3 separate regions of the Mus musculus genome follow, and all the other regions are linked to region 3. A link is a contact called in ENCODE POLR2A ChIA-PET data. All regions are on one chromosome and are shown on one strand. Each heading gives the region's core, a stretch centred on a gene start or an enhancer-like site at or near the end of the contact. The rest is flanking DNA. Distances are from core to core; before and after follow the strand shown.

Evidence for each region. ChIA-PET counts read pairs that join two places held with the same protein, here RNA polymerase II (POLR2A).
Region 1: POLR2A ChIA-PET joins it to region 3 with 13 read pairs in Patski. The contact joins the promoter of Ltbr here to the promoter of Gapdh in region 3. POLR2A ChIA-PET finds 5 or more read pairs at or near these places in 3 of 5 experiments (Patski and embryonic stem cell).
Region 2: POLR2A ChIA-PET joins it to region 3 with 42 read pairs in embryonic stem cell. The contact joins the promoter of Mlf2 here to the promoter of Gapdh in region 3. POLR2A ChIA-PET finds 5 or more read pairs at or near these places in 3 of 5 experiments (Patski and embryonic stem cell).

The regions. Positions count from the first base shown.
Region 1 is chr6:125,312,616-125,315,315 of GRCm38, reverse strand. It overlaps Ltbr (lymphotoxin B receptor), which reads left to right and starts at 1,431. Exons shown (of 10, transcript NM_010736.4): 1 at 1,431-1,726; 2 at 1,830-1,926; 3 at 2,197-2,322; 4 at 2,406-2,564. The coding sequence starts at 1,631. It also overlaps a transcript of Scnn1a not described here.
Region 2 is chr6:124,930,000-124,932,699 of GRCm38, reverse strand. Mlf2 (myeloid leukemia factor 2) reads right to left here and starts at 1,312. Exons shown (of 9, transcript NM_001170341.1): 1 at 1,114-1,312; 2 at 524-601; 3 at 163-289. The coding sequence starts at 573.
Region 3 is chr6:125,164,395-125,167,094 of GRCm38, reverse strand. Gapdh (glyceraldehyde-3-phosphate dehydrogenase) reads left to right here and starts at 1,322. Exons shown (of 7, transcript NM_008084.3): 1 at 1,322-1,543; 2 at 1,784-1,824. The coding sequence starts at 1,802.

The DNA of each region.
Region 1 (2,700 bases), core at 182-2,681, 150 kb before region 3:
AAAGCCCAGGCAAGTTCCCCCCCACCCCGCCCCGCTCTGTTCCCCCCTCTCCCCAGGTCTTCTCTAAAACTCAATCCCTTGCCAGCATTTCGAGGCTCCACCGAAAGCCTGTCTGGATATCTGATCCACCATGGAAAAGGTCAGTTCTCAGGTGAGCTATTGCAAGAGAAGGCTTTCCCTCATTCCAAATGAGAGTCCAACCCCACCCCCCACCCCCGAGTCACAAGGGAGGCAGGACAGATGTTGCCATGGGCTGGGATCTGAAAATCAGATCTGGACTGCAGTTAAGTTCTTCCAGAGTGGCTAAGCGGTGTGGACAGCCTTCATTTACACAACGAATATGTACCTGGCCAGTGGCATAAGCCAGATCATGCTAGACTCCGTGAGCCTAGACTAAATAGCCAAACCAGGCCACGGGCCAGCCAATAGCCTAGTAAGGAGCACAGGGCAGACATTAGGGTTCCTTGGGGGCTCCATGGCTGTTTTCTTAATAGAAATTTAGAGGGGTGTGTGTGTGAAGGGGGCTGGGGGGGGGGGTTGGGAATCAGTAGACGTGGGAAAAAGGGGTGTCACATACTTCCAGCAGCTCTGGGCTATTAATGGCAGGAAGAAAAGGCCCACCAGGCTTAACGATCTTGGAACCCTGTGCACCGCTGCCTGGCACCCTGGGCAGGTCTTCTCTAGAAAGTAAGGTACCTACACTGGCTGGGCTCTCAGGTCCCTCGGTTTAAGAGAGTTATAGGCTTATGTGCACACACGCTGGAACTAGGCTACCCAGCCCCAGCCCAGAAGCCCCCACTCACCAGGACCTGGGTTTACACACGCCCACCCTTCCGTGAGAGAGGTCCCAGAGGAGAGGACAGATTCAGGGCCAGCTGAACTCTCTCCAGTGTCTTGTGGTGTGCGCCCTGGTGTGTGGCGTGGGTGGGCTTGTTACTGTGGAAGCTTCTTTTTAAAAAGTCACAGAGTGGAGCAGGCCCTCAGTCTCTGCCAAGTGGGATGCCTGGCCAGACGCTGGCTGCATCTGCTAACCACCTCTGGGTATCCTGGCTGGGTGCACTGTCAATCCCTGGCGCCTCCTCTTTGCAAATCTGACACCCAGCTGTCCACAGCTCTCTGCCTCAACGTCCACGGCAGGTCAACCAAGTCAGCTCTGCCTCGGGCTCTCGGAGGTGGGCCTGACTGATGGCTAGCCACTGTCTCTGCTGCCCCCCTTTCGGCCAGCAAGCGATCCTAATCCGCAATCCCCTCTGAGAGCCAGGCTTCCGAAGAAAGGTGGAGGCCGGGTTCCGGGCCTGCAGCTCTCACGTGCTTTCCCGGCCACCCCCTCCCGCCCTGCGTCGAGGCGGCCAAGCCTGTTCCTCTTCCCCCCCCCCGTCGCGATTGCGACAGGCCGGCCTCTGCTCCCAGGGCTCCCTGCCCCCGCCCCCGGCCGGCTCGCTCCACTCCCACTTCCTGAGCCCGGCGCTGGAGCCCTGGAGGCCAGGCCCGGCCGCTCCCGGCCCCCGGGGGCACGTCGGCCCAGCCGCCAGGCTTGGGAAGTCGTGGCCAACGCTGCTCAGGACGTCCGGGCTTCCCACCTTCCTCCTAGGACTCCACCCGGTCTGGTCAGCCGAGCCGAAAGGCCGCCATGCGCCTGCCCCGGGCCTCCTCTCCCTGCGGCCTGGCCTGGGGGCCACTCCTGCTGGGACTCAGCGGGCTTCTGGTGGCCTCTCAGCCCCAGCTGGTGAGGGAGGGGCTAGGTGGGATGGACCAGGTTTCTCTCTAGCCCTTCTGCCCTCCAGAGCTGACCCTGCCTCATTCTTCTCTTTCTCCGCCTCCTCTGGAAGGTGCCCCCTTATCGCATAGAAAACCAGACTTGCTGGGACCAGGACAAGGAATACTACGAGCCCATGCACGACGTCTGCTGCTCCCGCTGTCCCCCAGGTGAGAACAGTGGCTCCAAGTGGCTTGGGTGGTAGAGGTGAGCCAGAATGAGCCAGCACTGCTAAAACTAGCCAGGAAGGAGAGTCTACGAAGCATTAGCATTGTCCCACGGACACTGAGATTTGAAGAGGTAGCGGCATGTAGCCATGAAGACAGGATGGGGACAAAGAGACCAAGGAGAGGCTCCGAGGCATGCAGCAAGCAGAGGCAGCGGACGCAGAGATGGACTTCTTGTCTCCTGATAACCCTCTTTCCCCATTCGCCTCATAGGCGAGTTTGTCTTTGCGGTATGCAGCCGCAGCCAAGACACGGTTTGCAAGACTTGCCCCCATAATTCCTATAATGAACACTGGAACCATCTCTCCACCTGCCAGCTGTGCCGCCCCTGTGACATTGGTAAGTGGGGACTCATCTGGATCTGCATGATGGGTACGACTGGGAGGGCCAGCTCCTCTCTGACTCTTCCCTCTCCCTGACAGTGCTGGGCTTTGAGGAGGTTGCCCCTTGCACCAGCGATCGGAAAGCCGAGTGCCGCTGTCAGCCGGGGATGTCCTGTGTGTATCTGGACAATGAGTGTGTGCACTGTGAGGAGGAGCGGCTTGTACTCTGCCAGCCTGGCACAGAAGCCGAGGTCACAGGTCAGAGGTCACTGAGGGCAGCCAGTAAAGGGAGGCTGGGCATCAAGGGCAAGGAACGTGATACTGTGCGCATGGTGCTTCTCCCCACTGGTACTGTGAGTGTGGTACCTCTGCCCACTGGGAGAACCATAAAGAA
Region 2 (2,700 bases), core at 63-2,562, 230 kb after region 3:
CCCTTCCTTCTTTCCACAGGAGTCACACAGCCCCTTTCCCAGACTCCTGACCCCACTCGTCTGCCTCCCACGCAGGTCATGTCCCTTTAAAGCTGGTTGTAGGGCAAGAACTGCAGCATACTTAACTAATCACCCCAGGTCTCGATATGTTCCAACTGTTACCTGCATCCTGCGGCTGGCAGGCCTGGTTGCTGGCATGTTACCATCTGTGATGCTCAGGAAGGGGCTATATCCAAAGCCGCCTGACAACATGCGGCTCATGTGCTGACGGTGAATTGCGAAGGGGTCCCTGCGGAGTGAGCATACACTATAGAAGGCAGATTAACCCCCAGCCTTCTTCACCTCCCCGAAATGAAGTCAGGGTACACAGTGGCACGGATGCCGGCTTCCCTCTGAGAGCGGCAGCTGAGTATCCAGCTAATTCTAACTGGTTCCAGCCAAGGGAACCAACTCAAAGGTCTGCCTGAACTGCTCAGACCTGAATCCGAATGGGCTGAGGGCGCGAGGGGGAGGGAATTCTCACATCAGGAACATGGGATCCTCAGGCTCCACGTCCCTCATGAAGCGGAACATCGTGATCTCAGCTCCAGGGGGCTCCACACTGTGAAGATACGGAGGCTGTGTTTCCTGCAGGCGGCCAGGCTTATGCACACCAGCTCAGTGTTGCTACTCTTAAGGCTGCCTCTTGCATACACTATCACTGACCCCTCCAAACTCCAGGGAAGATCCTTCGCCAGGTGAGCCATATAACCTATGAGACCTGAGAGCCAGCAGCTCTCCAAGCCGGTCATGGAATTTTTCCCAAGCCTCTTAGTGGTGCCCCTCCACCCCCGCCCGCCATCCTCTCTTCCCCGAGCCACGGTCAGCTCCTCCTCCGACGCCAGACTCGATGAGAATCTCGAACGGCGGCCCGCCACCCCATTAATGACCCCCAACTACTCCGCCTTCTGCTGGCACTGGGCGCTACCAGGCCTCCCCGGGCAGGCCTCACTGCCCACCGATCCGGGCCGCCACTGCCCCAGCCCGTGCCTCCCGCCGGGCGAGCCGGAGAGGAAGGTCCACTCCCGGGATCGCATCCCTGCAGCCGTGCGGGCCGCGGCGCCCTGGCCTCACCGGTCCCCGACTCCGGCTCAGCGGCCCATCCGGCCGGCCTCTCCTCGGGGCGCTGCAGGAGCAGGGTCGCGGCCCGGGACGCAAGGATTGGTCCGCGCGGCAGCTTCTCGCCTCCCGCACCGCCTCCTGCCTTCGCCTGCCACCTCCGTACCCCCGCCCTCGGCCCGAGAAGCCGATCTTCGGTCAGGCCCGAACGGAAGTGACGTCACGACGGACGGCCCCGGGGGCGGGCTGCGGGAGCTCCGCCCACCTGCTTGGGAGGGAGGGCGGCGCGCGCGCCGTGGAGCCCCGGAGGGCGGGTCCTCTGGGGCGGGTGGGAGGTGTCATTAAGCTGGCTCGGGGATCTGGGGACAGGAAGAGGCTCCTGCAAAGGTGGGGGGGGGCGGAGCGGAATCGGGAGGGACCGGCTGAGCGCAACGTGGGGGCAGGGTGTGCCGCACCTTTTTTGCGGGGGGGGGGGGGGAGAGGCGGGCTGTCTGGGGGCGATCGGTGGGGCGGATCCCTGCGGGGACCTTTAAACACACTGCAGGAGGGGCGCTTAACCAGGGGAGCGCGTGGGCCTGTCCCTCTGGAGAGACGCTCGGGCGGGCGGTGTCCTCCGAGTGACGCAGAGAAGGAGGTGACAATTTAGCTCAGGTCTAGTTAAGCCTTGGAAAAGGCCAACCAGGGAAGGGAATCCAGGTTGGGAGTTTGGCCGCCAGAGGGCGATCCTGGGCCGGGCTGGATCCTTAGCTCCTTAGGACTCGGTGTTGGCTTAGGCTTCTGGACCACTCCAGGACCTGTCTGTGAAGGGTTGGCCTGGGCAAAGGCGTTAGTTCTGAAGTCTGTTTGCTTTTTGTTGTCGTTTTTTGGTTTTGGTTTTAGTGCTCAGGACCCAACTCAGGACCTTGGGCATACCAAGCACATGCCCTACCACTAAGCTATAGTCCAGTTCCTTTAGGTCGTAGGTCTTTAAAACTTTCTTTGTTCTGAGCAGGTAGATAGGTCAAGGGACTAAAGTTTAGAAGAATAAAGGGGTGGAGAGCTAAATTAAGCAGAATCACCCAGGGGTGGAGCTAAAAAGTAAGCCCAAGAGGGCTGACTCCAAAGCCAGAGACTGGTATTTTGACATACTAATTGTCTTGCACAAAATCTGGCTGAGCTGGAGAGAAGAGCCCTCCCCTTTGGGTCAGAGGATTTGAACTGTATTGGGTAGACTTTGACCCACAGAGATCCAAACTCAAAACTGTCCCAAGTTCTTTACTCTGGCTGTCAGCCACATTGGTACCGTGTGGAACCTGATCTGAAGAGAAAGGTTTATTCTAACCAACTCCCTGAGGGAAAAGGGTCAGTGGTTACTCAGGAAAAGATTGGGAGCAGAGACTCTCAGCTTCTTTCGATTTGATCATTGCTAGTGGGAAAAAAATAGTGCTAAGAGAAGAAACAGTGATATAGTTAACGTAAGCTGACAGATTGGCAAAGTGAAGCCAAAAAAAAAAAAAAAAAGGAGAAAATGTGTTTTTCATTGATATTTGATATATAAGACCTTCTTTAAATGCCTCTTGGTATCCCACCCGACAATTGTCCTTTCTTCTTGCTCTAAAGAAA
Region 3 (2,700 bases), core at 73-2,572:
TGGCTCTGGGGCCCCAAGGAGGTAGGGCAATCTGGAAGGGCAAGGAGCCAAGACTAGATTTGGGGTGCAGCCCAGCGTGCTCCCTGCCTTTTAAGCAAAGGTTATCACCAGGCCAGCTAAACTTAGCAATAGGCTCTTGAGCTAGATGAGCAGGGGGCTGGTTTCATGTTGCACTGGCCTAGCAAAGAGGCGCCAGAGTCCCCCTGCCCTGCACCTGCTACAGTGCTCCCAAGCCCTTCCACCCTTCCCAGCCTCCCTACCCTTCGGAGTGAAGAATCCCGGTCTCGAAAAGACAAAATAAAACCAAAGAATGCCTTTTCTCCCTTCCACTTGTGGCAAGAGGCTAGGGGCTTCCCTGTCCTGGCTCAGGGGTATAATATTTCCTCTCCTGTGTTCTCCCCTCACTGATCTCACCCTGTGTCCACGAGGGCAGCCAAAAAAGGAGAGTCCCTGGCTCCAGGGCCAGTCAGCACGTCCCTGGATGGGGAGGGACTTCCGCCCTCACGTCCCAACTCTCCACCCTGGGGCTACAGTGGGTGAAAGGGGCAGTGTCTCCTAGCCTGGGCGGGGCAGCTCTCAGGTTCCGAGGAGGGATACTATAGGAGGCCTCTGAGCCTCCTCCAATTCAACCCTTAAGAGGGATGCTGCCCTTACCCCGGGGTCCCAGCTTAGGTTCATCAGGTAAACTCAGGAGAGTGTTTGTAAGTCTCAATTATCAGGTTTCCAGGCTGCAGGGCATCCTGACCTATGGCGTAGCAATCTCCTTTTCAAGCGTCTTCCTGGCCACCCCCTTGCCCTCACAGCGCGGTACACAAGCCAGGCCTCTGGCCAAAGACAGAAGCCAGGAGGGGGGGGGGGGCAGATAGGGAAATGGGGCTCCTGAGGGCTCCCGCGGGAGGAAAAGTGCCCCCACCCTGGCATTTTCTTCCACTCTTTTTTTTTTCGGGGGGGGGGGTTGCTGTGTCACTACCGAAGAACAACGAGGAGAAGATCCTCAACTTTTCCGCAGCCTTTTCAATAATGGGGAGAGGTTCGATGATGCAGTGGCAGGGAGACCCACACTTCTCCATTTCCCCTGTTCTCCCATTTTACTCGGGAAGCAGCATTCAGGTCTCTGGGTCCTGGATGTCCTTGGTGCACACTCCAAGGACTCCTCGTCCTTAAGTTCATAGTCTGTATTCCCTGAGTCCTATCCTGGGAACCATCACCCGGTCACCTCCTGAGCGGGGCAATCTCAGCTCCCCTCCCCCTATCAGTTCGGAGCCCACACGCTTGGTGCGTGCACATTTCAAAAATGAGGCGGGTCCAAAGAGAGGGAGGAGGGGAAATGAGAGAGGCCCAGCTACTCGCGGCTTTACGGGTGCACGTAGCTCAGGCCTCTGCGCCCTTGAGCTAGGACTGGATAAGCAGGGCGGGAGGCGGGGCGCGCGTCATCAGCTCCCCCCCACCATCCGGGTTCCTATAAATACGGACTGCAGCCCTCCCTGGTGCTCTCTGCTCCTCCCTGTTCCAGAGACGGCCGCATCTTCTTGTGCAGTGCCAGGTGAAAATCGCGGAGTGGGCCGCAGGAGGCCGGGGACAGTCGGAAACTGGGAAGGGGAGTGGGCACTGTACGGGTCTAGGGATGCTGGTGCGAAGTGTGCAAGCCGGACCCAGGCTCCGCATTGCAGGGGGGGGATGATGGAGGACGTGATGGGGCGCACGGCGGGAATGGAGGCGGGGTGGGGGAGGGGACTGCCTGGTGTCCTTCGGGCCACGCTAATCTCATTTTCTTCTCCTGCAGCCTCGTCCCGTAGACAAAATGGTGAAGGTCGGTGTGAACGGGTGAGTTCCAGGGCGGGGCCCTGCTCCGTTGCCTACGCAGGTCTTGCTGACCCGGGGGCTCTGCAGTACTGTGGGGAGGTGGATGAGGTGGCCGAAGCGCCCAAGGAGACCTCAAGGTCAGCGCTCGGACCTGGCGATGGCTCGCACTTGCGGCCCCCAGCTGCTGCACCTCTGGTAACTCCGCCTTTGCGGGGATGAGCGGCCCGGAGTCTTAAGTATTAGGAACAACCCCACGCGCCCGTTCAGACCCATCCCGTAATCCCCAGTCCGGGGCTTCTTTCTTTACTTTCGCGCCCTGAGGAGTCACGTGCCAGGAGGGAAGCCCCTCCCCCATCTCCCCCTTCCTCGGGGTCGGTGGCATGGCGTTGTGAGGTGCATACCTTTGCGCATCATCTCCCAGGCTTGGGCTTCCTTTAGGGTAACTGGCCGCCGCCATGTTGCAAACGGGAAGGAAATGAATGAACCGCCGTTATGAAATCTTGCTTAGGCCTTCCTTCTTCCTAGCTTGTGACTAACCTCATTCCTCTCGGCTGGGTGGAGTGTCCTTTATCCTGTAGGCCAGGTGATGCAAGGCTTCCGTGCTCTCGAGAGAGTTCTACCTCACAATCTGTCTCACCTTATTAGCCTTAAAAGCCCTTGAGCCTTATTGTCCTCGGGCATAATGCGTATTCTAGATTATTCTCTGAAAATCAAAGCGGACTTACAGAGGTCCGCTTGACCTCCCAACCCCAGAGGTAGTTATGGCGTAGTGCAGAGCCGTGGGATGGGGAGCTGAGTCATGGTGGTTCTGAAAAGAAATTTTCCACCACAAAATGGCTCCTGTAGTAGCAGCCCCTTCCATCCCCTGCACTTCCCATCACAGCCTCGCACTGACCC